Regions from separate parts of the Homo sapiens genome. Here region 2 is linked to region 1. The links are chromatin loops, found by intact Hi-C in ENCODE. Cell type or tissue: gastrocnemius medialis. All regions are shown on one strand. Links, peaks and the distances in the headings refer to the core of each region. The heading gives the core; the rest is flanking DNA.

What was found. A loop is a pair of places that touch in the nucleus more often than their neighbours do. Peaks named below come from ENCODE experiments on the same cell type or tissue, not always from the same donor. Only the 100,000 strongest peaks of a DNase experiment are listed, where the experiment ranks them.
Region 2: it touches region 1 in a loop (16-fold over the local background); 1 of 110 quality-filtered maps calls a loop at or near these places.

What each region holds. Positions count from the first base shown.
Region 1 is chr5:150,242,962-150,251,152 of GRCh38, forward strand. It overlaps CAMK2A (calcium/calmodulin dependent protein kinase II alpha), which reads right to left. Exons shown (of 19, transcript NM_015981.4): 10 at 7,727-7,849; 11 at 7,265-7,348; 12 at 4,811-4,853; 13 at 2,200-2,240. Among named protein-coding and RNA genes, the nearest start is that of CAMK2A, 43 kb to the right of the region's middle. In gastrocnemius medialis, for the core only: no CTCF peak of the experiment used is centred there; DNase peaks (open chromatin) are centred at 2,640, 3,750 and 4,160; H3K4me3 peaks cover 723 bases; H3K27ac peaks cover 3,422 bases.
Region 2 is chr5:151,037,637-151,042,636 of GRCh38, forward strand. It overlaps TNIP1 (TNFAIP3 interacting protein 1), which reads right to left. Exons shown (of 18, transcript NM_006058.5): 11 at 4,904-5,000; 12 at 1,461-1,589. Among named protein-coding and RNA genes, the nearest start is that of GPX3, 20 kb to the left of the region's middle. In gastrocnemius medialis, for the core only: a CTCF peak has its summit at 2,583; DNase peaks (open chromatin) are centred at 355, 1,414, 2,235, 2,725 and 1 weaker place; H3K27ac peaks cover 5,000 bases.

The sequences.
Region 1 (8,191 bases), core at 1,842-6,841:
CCACACCCAGGCCACCCTGAGAAGTCTGTCCTGCGCCACAGGAAGCAGTGACGCTTTGTTCAGCTGTGCCCACTGGAAAGCCTGCAGTGGCCAGCAGAGCCCCACCATGCTGTGAGCTGTCCTTGCCATCTGGCAGCTTCTGCCTCCTGGCCTTGCCCTAAAAGAGCTAATAAGCATTTCTTCCCAAGAACCAGCCTGATGGAGGCCTCTCCTGACCCCTTGCCCAGCCTCTACCAGGGCTACATCCAAGAGCCAAGCAGACCAGGGCAGCTTCTCTCTCTACTTCCTTCTCCTCTAGTTACCTGGGCCACAACCCACCGGTGTCTCTGGTCTCTATCCCCACATCCCCCAAATCGGAACCAGGAAGTCTGCTTTCCCCAGGGCGCCCAGCACCCCTAGCTCAGCGTCTCCACACAGGGGTCAGAGAGGGCCCCAGCTACTCCAAAGCTGGCAGCTCCCACATTGCACATCCCTCTATTACCCCTACACATAGAGGGATGGCGGGTTGGCTCAGGGTTAACCCAAAACAGCAGGCAAGCCAAAATTCAATGCCCGATTCCATTACAGGATTTGGAATGAGTGCCTGTTAACTTTATAAATTAAGTTGGCTTTAGATCTGTGGTTTTCAAATATTCTTGAGAAAACTTGGTTTTCAAGAGAAATTTTACCCAAAAGTCTAATACATAAAATAGAGGAAAGATAATAGTGCCTAGCATCTCATGAGTGTGTATTACATACCAGCACCTTGCTAAGCTCTCAGGGCGCATTGTATTAGTTAATCCTCACCAATAGGCTTAGGAGGTGGAGATCTCTTTTAACCTCATTGCATGAATGAAGAAGCGCAGGCTCAGGGAATATAAATACCCAGCCGAGGTCCAGCTGCAGGCAAGCCCAAGGGCTCTCTTCACCATGATCATGCTCTGGTTGAAGTGGGTATGAGAAGCCCAGAACCATTTAACCTGGCATCCCCCTTCCACATCCCACAGCACCCCATCCGCTGCCAGAGGTGCCTCCCCAGTCCAGTACCTTTGGGATCTAAAGAGTTCAATTTGAAAACCACTGTCTTGGACTAATAACCAAATAATTATGTATTCCTCTAGCACCCAAGATGAGAAGGGAGAATGATTAGATAGGATTTTATTGCTTTTTTTGTTTGTTTTTAAAGCTGCAATCTTGGAAATGATCATCAAATCCACACCCCACTCGTTGTACTTAGGGGAAAATTCAAGCTGGGAGGAGAAGGCTAAGTACAGAGGGGAGACCCAATCCTGGCCTTGGACATCTAGCCCAGACTCCCTCGCATGCAACCTTGACAGACCAAAACCAGCGGCCAGAGACCATAAATGCCTCCTTAGACAAAGCCATCAAGCCACCAGCACATCTGGCTGTATTCATACAGCATCCCACACCTTCCAATGTCCTGGGCACATCCCAGCCCTGGGGCCCTCGCCAGGCAGGGCTCTGAGCCCAGAAAAAGGCAGGGTCTCAAGAGAGGATAAGATCGAGTGGCAGAGGAGGAGGGAACTGCAGAGAGCAGGGGACCAGGCCCCAGAGAGCAGAGGGAGAAGAGAGAAGAGACGGGAAGGAGGACCGCAGGATGTGGAGGGACCACAGGGTAACTCGGGCTCTAGGGGTGGGACAGGGCAGGCCCTTGGAGCCGGGAGGGGATTTTGGAACTGAACCAGCACCAGCAAGCCTTGCCGGGAGGGGGCACCTTGGAACCCAAAGCCAAGAGGAATGGCTGTCCATCCTCCACGAGCTTTCTGGGTGGAACTAAGGTGTACAGCGGGGCAGGGGCCCGATCCAGCCCACACATAGGCAGGACGGAGGTCACCCCTCATGACCATTTCTGTCCTCTCCTTGCACCCTCTCTTGCACACCAGCTCTCCAGCCTCGGAGAACCACAGAAATCTCCTTCTGACCTGCCCCTTTCCTTGCGCCTGCCCCCACCCCAGCACACCTGTCACTTCCACCCTCCTCCAGTCCCCCCTCTCCCATCTGCCCCCCAACAGTCACGGCGCAACGGTGGGCACCAAAGCCTAGGTCGTGGGTCTGGAGACAGCCTGGCCACAAATGTGGCCCACGTCTGCCCAGGACACCATCAGCAAGGCCCGGGTCTTGCTCCAGGCCTGAAAGCCGGTCTCTGTTGGCAGAAACGCTGCCAGAGCCAAGCCCTGCCAGGCTCCTGGAGGGGCTTACCTTCACACCATCGCTCTTCTTGTTTCCCCCACTCTTCCCTCCTGTGGAGGAGAAAAAGTAGAGGGTTAACAACGCCAGGCAGGGCACCAGGGCCCACAGGGCGAGGACGAGCAGCATCCACACGCAGCCGGAGGGCAGACTGCAGGGAGCAGAGCTGGCCCAGCGATCCTGGGGGAGGCCTCCTCCTCCTCCTCCTCCTCCTCCTCCTCCTCCTCCCTCCTTGGAGGCCCAGGGACTGCCTGGGTTCCCCGCCTTCTCAGCAATCTCAAGCGTAACCCTCTGGCTTCATGGGTTGAGGGAGGTGTCCAACATGTCCCAGGACTGTGGGCTGCTGTTTCAGCCCGGGGATTCCCTCTGAATCCCTGTCACCACCGTGCTGGCGGTGGCCAACCCGAGGTCTGGCTGCCTGGCCCCAGGCTGGACACGCCCTCCCCACCCTGGCCCTCTCTAATTTTAGCCCCATGCTGCTGCGGAGGTCATGTGTCAGCCCTGCCTACTCACTCCGGACAGCTGCAGGCTGCGTCTTGCCAGTGACAAGAAGCAGATGCCCCCACTGGGGCCCACCCTGCCAGAGCACCCATCCCCTGCCTCTCTCCTCAGGCCATATAGGCCTCCCCAACCTCAGACTCCAGAGCCCCATATTGGCACTGGCTATGGCCCGGGTGGCAGGGACAACCAGAGCAACAGCTCTTTGGGGGCTTCCCCTGCTGTCATTTCCCCTTACCTCCCTCCTCACCTCCTGGCCAGAGCCCTGGAAGTGGGCATCAGCCAGGAAATGGCCTGAATGTCCAGCCCTGCCCACAGGCATCCGGCTGCTTCAGACTTAAGCAAATACCTTAAATGAAACAAGGTATCTGTGAAGTACTTAGCAAAGCACCTGACCCATAAGCCGCACATGCTCAGGAAATGGTAGCCATGATAAGACTTCTCCTGGTGGCCTTGAGAGGGGGAGTTGGGAGGAGGGTCATATGAGCCACTGATGCCCCAGGGGCTCTGAGGCATGGGGCTCATGGCAGGTCACCTTCCCAGTCACCCCCACATTTCCACCTATGACCCCTTCGAGGCTCTCATTCCAAGTTCCCTACTTGCAAACCAAGGCAGGGGCCACCTCTGGATCCCGAAGCTGACAGGAATGGCTGTCCATTCACCACAGGCTTTGGAGGGTTGGACTAGGATGTGCAGTGGGGCAGGGGGAGTGCTTTCTCCTCGAGCCTCAAGGTAGACGCCCCTCTCAGCTCCAGCCTACTGTCACAGGATCGTGGGTCCAGTGAGGCCACAGCGTCTAATTTTCAAGAGACGACAGCAATCTGGGGTTTTCTATGAAATTTCCTAATTTTTAAGTGTTAGAAACTCATTCAAAAAAATTTTTAAAACACCCCTACCTCCACAAAGCATATCAAGAGATTCAATCCAGCTCACAGGCCGCCATTTTGTGAGCTCAGGACTAGAGTTCTTTAGGGTGCTTCAGTTGTTAAAAAAAGACTCTGACTATCTGGGTAGCTCATCTTTCAGTTTACGGAATGGCAGGATCCTTGTCCAGGGAGAGGGTGGGAAGGCAGTTTAACGAGGTAGGAAAAGCCCAGTCAGAAGTTCTAGTATCTGCCCACCTCTGGGTCTCACTCCTCCCAACTGGTTACATGGGCAGGTGGACCCACTCAATGCAGCCAGCTGCCCCCTTCTCAGAGCTGCCCTCTTGCTGTGGTGCTGGCCACAAATCTGCAGCAGCTTTCTCGGCTGGCCCCAGCCCCAGTCAGAGGGCCCCTCGGGTGAGCTTTGCTCTATCTGCTATCTATATCTCCTCTACTGCCTGCCAGCGGCCTGCGCTCCCCAGAAGGAAGCCTCTGGAGGGCACTGGCCCCAGCCCTCTCTGATGTGCCAAGAGGAGCTTCTTGCTAAACCCTGACAATAATCCCTTCCCCTTCTCTCTGCAAAGCCACATGCCTCAGGTGATTGGGCACTCCCTGCCTTAACCAGCCCAGTTTGGCCAAGGGCCTGGGACGCTCCTGCCCTGGACTCACTGGTGACCCAATCCAGTTAAAGGCACTTGCCCTGGGTTTGGTCAAACCTGTGCTGAATGCAGGCTCTGCCTCTCTAGCCATGTGACCTGGGACAAGTCAGAGCTCACCTTCCTGAGCTTCTGCTTCCTCATCCCAGAAATAGGGATGGCAGCACCCCCATCATCCCCTCTGCTGCCTTGTCATGTAGGCCACCTGAGTGGAAGCACGGGACTGCTTAGCACAGGGCTCCAATCATGGTGGGCAATATTGTTACTCCCTGGACCTGGCTCCACCCCATCTAGAACTCAATCCCCTGCAATCAGAAGCCTTCCCCTCTAGGCGGCCCAGCCTGAGAACCCCAGCACTGCTGTAGGAGTGGGCAGCCAGACTAAATCTGTAACCAGTCCTGGTGGGCCCTGGGCTTGCTGACTTTTGACCTCTCTTCACTTCTGGGTACAGGCCGTGGCAGGTGAGCTAAGCCCTTAGTCACAGAGTCCTCTACAACTCCCTCTCCCCAGGCCCAGTGGCCTGGGGGCACTCCAATATCTGACAGGACGGTGCCCCCAACGAACTGGTGCAGGGCTTACTGGGGACCCTGAGGTCCTGCCACCTACCGGAGAAGTTCCTGGTGGCCAGCATCGTGGTGAGAATGGCTCCCTGCAAGACATAAGAAGAGGGCAGTGGGAGAGGAGGCCGGAGTGAAGGGACCCAGGAGGGACAGAGAGACGGGAGGGCCACGGGGAAGGAGAGGCAGGTGCTGCATTCAGAGAAGAAGCCAAAGCCTCTGCCCTGCCCCTCCATTTGTCCCAACCCCAACCCCAGCCCAGAGCCCATCCCTCGCCCCCTGGAGAAGTCGGGGTGAGCTAGGCTTTAGCCAGTACAGCTCCTGGGACAAGGCCGTCCTAGGGGCAGATATTAATGGGCCCCTTGGCCCGCCCAAGCTGAAGAGCTTGAGGGACACCTACCAGCAGAGGCTCCTGAAGATGATGGACTTTTCTTGCTTGGGCAACAACAGCAGACCTCGTGTCCCCCAACCCCTCCACCTCTTAGCCCTCTGCCCCGTGCTGAGAGCATCTTGCTCCAGGACTAGCTCATCCCTCCATGGCCCCTGGGCTCAGAGAATCCCAGGAGGATTTTCTCTTTTTTTTTTTTATTTCCAAGTTTTTTATTTTATATATATATATATATTATATAATACTTTAAGTTCTAGGGTACATGTGCACAACGTGCAGGTTTGTTACATATGTATACATGTGCCACGTTGGTGTGCTGCACCCATTAACTCGTCATTTACATTAGGTATATCTCCTAATGCTATCCCTCCCCCCTCCCCCCACCCCACAACAGGCCCCGGTGTGTGATGTTCCCCTTCCTGTGTCCAAGTGTTCTCATTGTTCAATTCCCATCCATGAGTGAGAACATGCGCTGTTTGTTTTTTTGTCCTTGCGATAGTTTGCTGAGAATGATGGTTTCCAGCTTCATCCATGTCCCTACAAAGGACAGGAACTCATCATTTTTTATGGCTGCATAGTATTCCACGGTGTATATGTGCCACATTTTCTTAATCCAGTCGATCATTGTTGGACATTTGGGTTGGTTCCAAGTCTTTGCTATTGTGAGTAGTGCCGCAATAAATATATGTGTGCATGTGTCTTTATAGCACCATGATTTATAATCTTTTGAATCCCAGGAGGATTCTCAATGTAGAGAAAGCCTCCTCCATCAACAAGCAGGCTGGGGGCTAATGGCCCCTTTTGTTCCAGAGCCATCTGATTCAGACCTGACTTGACACTGTCTGAATCCCACTGCTTATGATGTTAAGAATCCCTGATTCTGATATTTTGAGACTTCCTCTGTGACACAGCTTCCACTGCAGGATGGGGATGGGACTCAGTTCTCCTGGCATCATGCTGGCCACCACCCCTTGGTCTGTGTCCCCATCCTAAGCCTCCACTCCAGGCCTGGGAGCAGCAGATAAGGAGGTTCCACAAGAGCTGGGGCCTCCGCCTCTTCCCTCATCATCCCCAGCGTGCTGACGGCTCCTCTGTTCCACTGGCCAGGGGCCCCTCAGTGCCTGGCAAAGGCCAGGCCAGGAGCTGTCACCACCCTGAGAGCACACAGAACCTGCAAGAGTGTGAAGCTCTGGGACCACCTGGGTGCCACTGAGCTTCCTCAGGGCCACAATCACTGTCTGAGTGCCTCAGCCATTCCTCCACAGTACTGGGCAGCTGGGGCGCCTCCCTGACCAGGGTCTCACGTTCAGTCATGTCTCACCCCCAAAAGCTCTCCCCAGCCACTCTGAACCACTTGTGGTGCCCCTAAGGGGTCAGGCGCACTTCCAAACTTCTGCACAGGCTGCTTCCTCTGTCTGGAACACGTTCCCATTCTTTTTTTTGTTTTTTTTTTTTTGAGACAGAGTCTCTCTCTGTTACTCAGGCTGGAGTGCAATGGCACGATCTCACTCACTGCAACCTCCGCCTCCCAGGTTCAAGCAATTTTCCTGCCTCAGCCTCCTGAGTAGCTGGGATTACAGGTATGTGCCACCATGCCTGGCTAATTTTTGTATTTTTGGTAGAGACAGGGTTTCACCTCATTGGCCAGGCTGGTCTTGAACTTCTGACCTCAGGTGATCTGCCCACCTCAGCCTCCCAAAGTGTTGGGATTACAGGCATGAGTCACTGCGCCCGGCCACACTTTCCCATTCTGACTCTAACTTGGCTAATACCTGCTTATCCTCCAAGGTCTCAGCTTAAACGCCCCTGGCTCCAGACCCAGAATACCATTGTCCTGCTGCATTCTGCCACCATCTTGAGGCTTTCCCAGGCATGGCACTCACCACTGCCCCATAACGCCCCAGGAACTTGTCTGTCCTCTCCACTAGAGCAAGGGCTCAGTCATTCACCGCTCACTCCCCAAGCCCAACCTGCTGTCCAGTATGCAGTAGGTGTTCAATAAATGCTTATTGAATCAATGAAGGAAAGAATTAGTGAGCGAGTCTCCTGGCCTCTGTGGAGACCCAGGCAGAGCTAGTCCCATGGCCAGGACTGTGGAGGGTGAGGACCTGTTACCTTCAGTTTCCTCCTGGCATTGAACTTCTTCAGGCAGTCCACGGTCTCCTGTCTGTGCATGCAGGATGCCACGGTGGAGCGGTGCTGGAGGAAGTAGGGGAGAGGGCTGTGAGTGGAAGGCAGGCTGGAAGACAGGCCCACCCAAGGGTACCCTTCAGCAGGGCATCTTAATGGAGGTGTGGTTGACATCTTGGGAAGAACGATTCATTGCTCTAGGAGATGCTTCAGGGTGTTTAGCATCCTGGCACCAGACATTCAATGCCAGTAGCACCATCAGTTGTATGCCAACCCAGAACACTCACTCCTCGTTTCCACATTACCCCTGAGAACCACAGCAGGGGCAGTCTCTTGGATTAAGCCCTCTTGGCCCCATGGGCCAGGGGAAGGGCCAGAACTCTGTGGGGGCCTGGATCATGAGGTCTGGAGGGGCTCCTGGGAGAAGTCCTGCTGAGGAAGGCTCACCGAGATCCAGGGGTGCTTAAGGGCTTCGGCAGCTGTGATGCGTTTGGATGGGTTAATGGTCAGCATCTTATTGATCAGATCCTTGGCTTCCGGGGTGACAGTGTCCCATTCCGGCGATGGGAACTGGAAGGGGCAGAGAGGCCAGGTTTGCCCAGCCTGCCCCAGGCCACCCCTGCGATCCCCCAGCCCCTGACTGGCAGGGGAGCAGGCAGGGGTCCTACTGCCCATCCACTCGGACATCCACACCAGGAGGAGTTGGGGCTCCTCACTGCAGGGGAGGGCCCTAGCCCCATACAAATCAGAACACGGCAGAGGGAAAGGAGGCCTCCCTCCAACCATCTTTCTGAGACTGTGCCTTATTTGCAGAGCAGCCGGTCAGTGGCTTTAGCCCAGACTTCAGAATCAAAAGGCCTGGATTCAAGTCCTGGCTCTGCCTCCTGGGCTGTGTAACCTGGGTAAGTCACA
Region 2 (5,000 bases), core at 1-5,000, 790 kb after region 1:
GGTTTCAGTTAACCGTGTTTCCCCTTTAACTCTGTTAACATGTTACTCAGAACTCTGGAACATGTCTCAAGACTGGGCACCCTGGACTTTGGCCCCAGGACAGCATCGCCCATGGGCCTCCCTGGACCGAGGGGAGATAGAGACCTGGCCCAACTTGGACTCGGGCTTCCACCTGGTCTCCTCAGCTCCCCTAGACACGCAAAGAAACTGCAGGACCGAGAGTAAATTCAGGATGCTCCGAGGGGAAGTTATGGCTCCACTTTATCTTCCTACTCCACCCCACTTTTAAATGAAAAGACTGAGGTCCAGCGACAGGGAGATGCCTAGGTCATGAGCAAAGAAGGCCACATGCCCTGCATTACTCATCCACATGGTGTCTGTCCCTGGCTCTGCCAAGAAAACCTCCAAGGTCATCTTTATGATCAGCAACATGGACAATTCTCTGCCTGGATTTAGAGCCCCAAGTCCCCCAGCTCAGGACAGATCGCGTTTCTTTCTCTGGAAACAGGTCAAGGGCCCCAGACTTGGCATAATCAGTGTTTACAAAACACCAAAACCAAAAAGAAAGGGTTTCCCCAGCAGGCCTAGGAATGCTCAACTCATGCCAGAGTCCACTGTCACCAGGGTCAGGAGGCAGAGGGAAAGGAAAAACAATTAGCACGAAACGAAAAGCTGAGCCATGAACTTAACTCCTCCAGGCCCTCAGAGAATGTTTCCTTTCAAAGCTCCCTCCTGTCAGCTTGCATCTTTGAAATGTGCTGGAAAGCAGGCAGAACTAGAGCCGTTCCCACCAGGGCTCGGATGGCAAAACTGAACTGGAGAGGCTGGAGAGGCTAAGCTGGGACTAGACCACTCCGCTTGGCTCAGACCAGAGGGTTTCTGGTTTCCTCAGCCTCTACCCTGGGGGCCCCATCTCCCTGGATCCCACTGCACAAGGGCGGGCCCCTCAGCCCGTGCTCCTCCACTCCCATCAGTGTTTGCTGAACATGTGCTTGATGCCAGGCGCTGTACAAGGCGCCCAGGGTATACACCTTGGTGAAAGTATGCACCTCCCACCACCAGATGGGAAGACAGAATTAAATAAGTGATGACGAGCCATGAGAAGGAGTGTCAGAGAAGTTGCTGGTACCTCAGGAGCATAGACCAGGGCAACCTGAATGAGATTCTGGGAAGGCTTTGCTGAGCAAGTGAGGGTAAAACAAACCCTGACAAGCAGGGTGGGCAGGTGAGGCACAAGGGGAAGAGTGCACCTCCAGAGGGAAGGGTGACACAGGCTAATTCAAGGGCTGAGTCACTCCCAGTGTGGGAGGCAATGGCAGAGCAGGCGGGAAACAGGATGCCAGCTCACTGACTGGGGGTTACCCTTCCTAAGCTGAATGGTTGGGGGTGCCAGTGATGGGGTGGGCATTGCAGCTGGACTCAAGGGAGCCCAGCCAAGGGACCCGGGCCAAGGCACCCACCTTGTTGAGCCGCTGGATCTCCTTTTCCTGGTACTCACGCTGTCGGGTGAGTGGGCTCAGCTGATCCTGCAGGTACTTGACCTTTTGGCGCAGCTCCTTGGCCTCTGCTGTCAGCTGCTCCTTGTCGGTCTGCAGGGAATACAAGGTTGGTAAGCTGGCTAGGATGGCCTCTCCAGGAGGCCTCGGATTCTCTGTCCTGCCTGGCCCAGCCCTTACGTTCTCCCCTGGCCATCACTTCACAATGCTCACATGCAAAGCACCTGGGGTCGGTACAGTAATGTCCATCCGGTCCTGCCCTCAATTATTATGTGTCAATTTAAAATAATAATTAAAAAAAGAAAAAGCAGTAGCTCAGTTGAGTAAAAGACCCTGGATTCCGACACCAGTTCATCCACTAAGCAGCTGAGACCCCTGGCACTGCCACAGCCCTCTCTTGTCTAAGCTTACCTACCTGTCACAGGTACGGGGTTCCTAACGTGAGTCACACAGAGACCTCAGGAGGCCTGTGAGCCCCAAAACTGAATGCGAAATTTTGTTGTGTGTAATCTGCTAGAAAGAAAAGCCATAGTTCTGACCAGATTCACATGGGGGTCTTCCGTGATCCACAGAAAGCGATAAACTACGGATAATCCCTAACAGACACTGCAGCTCATACAGCCTTGGAGCCTAGAGGAGAGATGACACGCCCAGAGAGAACTGTGACATAAGGCAGAGAGTGCTCCTCCAGAAAGAAACAAAATACTGTGGGGCTAAAAGAAAGATCACCACAGCTGAGGGAAGGCTTCCAGGAGGCGGTTCCATACCCTCTACGGAACCAGCAGGGCTTCGCCACAGCCAGCCAAGACTGGGATGGCCTTTAGACAGCATCAAGCCCCAGCCCTGTAATACGATGGGAAACAAATGTCCAGAGAGGGGAAGTGACGTACCCAAGGCCACACAGTGAGCTGGGGCTAGAACCCAGGTTTCCTATTCCCTTGCTCTCTCTCCTTCCATGTCAAAGGAGGTGTTGAAACTAGGGGATGGCAGCACAGTGCAGTGGAAAGACCAGGCACATCCCCAAATAAACTATATATTCCTATGTGTACATATATGCGAGAAAGGTCTGGAAACAGATGCACCAAAATGGTAACAGTGGTTCCCTCTAGGGAGGGCCTGGGATCATGGCAGTGGGAGGTAGTCCAGGGAAACTTTCACTTTGTAGCATGTGGACATTTCATAACTGTGTATTCACAGCATGTGATTAAGAGACCAGTCGCAGGGGTTAGTTTTCACCCAGCCCTGTGTGACCTTTAGTCAGTACGGACTGCAGAGGGCAGGCTTGGTCAGACCTCCCTGGGAATTGTTCTGGACTCCCCATCAAGAGGCTCCCGGATGGGCATGGGCTTTACCGAAATTCATCCTTATCTACAGGGCCACGCCTTGTCATGAAACGTCCTACCTTCCCTGTAGCTGACAGGGAAGAGCCCTCACATTCCAGGGATTTGTCTCACCTACCACTGTGAGCAAGGGAGAGGGGCCAAAGAGCCAGGATGTCTGGCTGCGAGTCACCAGGTATGACTGTGCACTCATAAGGAAAGACAGAAGTGTTCTCCCTACCACACCTCCAAGGTAAGGGGGTGTCACAGACGTAGGCTGACTGCTCAAATAAGGCCCCTGGTGTCCCATGCTGACGGGAGGAACTGTGAAAGGCAATCCAGGTTGAAAATGTCCATTTTTAAGCTAGGCAAAAGACCATGCCCAGTTCCCATGAAGGGGAAAACATGGTGACATAAATAAAATCTCCCAAGAGTCTGGCAGTCAAGTGGCCTTTCCTCTTTAAGCTGCTCCAAGGTCCTGATGGGCCTTGGCTGGTCTCATTCATACATATGACTGGGCAGATACTACTACTTCAGGGGACCTGTTGTTTCCCCCCAAGAAAGAATCTGGTCTCACTTATGCCCACTCTCTGATCTCTGTAACTTCTTCTTCGTAGTACTTTTTTTTTTTTTTTTTGAGACAGGGTCTCATTCTGTTGCCCAAGCTGGAGTGTAGTGACACAATCTCAGCTCACTGCAACCTCCGCCTCCCGGGTTCAAGCGATTCTCGTGCCTCAGTCTACCGAGTAGCTGGGACTACAGACATGCGCCACCACTCCCAGTTAATATTTGTATTTTTATTAGAGACGGGGTTTCACCATGTTGGCCAGGCTGGTCTCAAGCTCCTGATCTCAAGTGATCCGCCCACCTTGGCCTCCCAAAATGCTGTGTTTACAGGCATGAGCCACCATGCCTGGCCATACATTTTTCTTTTAGAGAAACAGGGTTTCACTCTGTTGTCCAGTCTGGAGTGCAGTGGCACAATCACAGCTCACTGAAGCTTCCAACTCCTGGGCTCAAGCAATCCTCCCACATTAGCCTGAGTAGCTAGGTCTACAGGTGCACACTGCCACACCCAGTGAATTTTTTAATTTTTGTAGAGACAAGGTGTGGCTATGTCACTGAGGTTGGTCTCAAACTCCTGGCCTCAAGCAATCCTCCCACCTCGGCATCCCAAAGTGCCAGGATCATAGGCACAAGCCACCCAACCCGGCCTTCTCTGCAACACTTAACACACTTTTACTTTATTTGCTTCTGTAATTAGTTGTCTGGCACCTCTTTCCCAGCGAGGGCAGGGTTGAGCTGTTCCTGTGGACTCTATGCCAAAGCACAATGCCTGAGACAGGCTCTGAAGACAAATGCCGGGATGAATGGATAAATGAAGCTCTGTCTCATGTTGTAGCCCCTCCCCAACAAATCACCATCACTATGCTGAACACTTGGCAGCATCCCACCCCACCAAGTGCCATACAGCAGGCCTGCTTGGATCTTTTTTTTTTTTTTTTTTAGCAAGAGTTTCACTCTTGTTCCCCAGGCTGGAGTGCGATGGTGCAATCTTGACTCACTGCAACCTCCGCCTCCCAGGTTCAAGCAATTCTCCTGCCTCAGCTACCTGAGTAGCTGGAATTACAGGTGCCTGCTGCCACACCTGGCTAAGTTTTGTATTTTTAGTAGAGATGGGATTTCATCATGTTGGCCACGCTGATCTTGAACTCCTGACCTCAGGTAATCCACCCGTCTCGGCCTCCCCAGTTGCTAGGATTGTGAGCCATCGTGCCCGGCCACCTGCTTAGATCTTTTATATGGTGTGCTTCCCTGTACAGTTCCCCATTCCCTACAATTTTAATGGAACAAAAAGTTCTGAATAAAAACAAGAAAATGTGAAAAGCTGTAGTTAATGTAACTTTCTCAATTTTCAGATGGGAAACTGCAGTGCAGGGAAGGAACGTGCCTGTGTTTTTGGTCACCTAGCTCTTTCGCACTAGACCCCCGGGTCTCCTGACTCCTGCCCCTGGCTTGTTTGCTCCACAGAACTCTCCGCTAATGTGGAGGGGAACTGACTCTGCAGGGACCAGCAGTCACACTTGCCTCCTCCATTTCAATCTTGGACTTGGCCAGGAGGAGCTTGCGGTCAAAGTCACGCTGCTTCTGCTCCCGCTCGGCCTCCAGGTCAGTCACCTGCTTC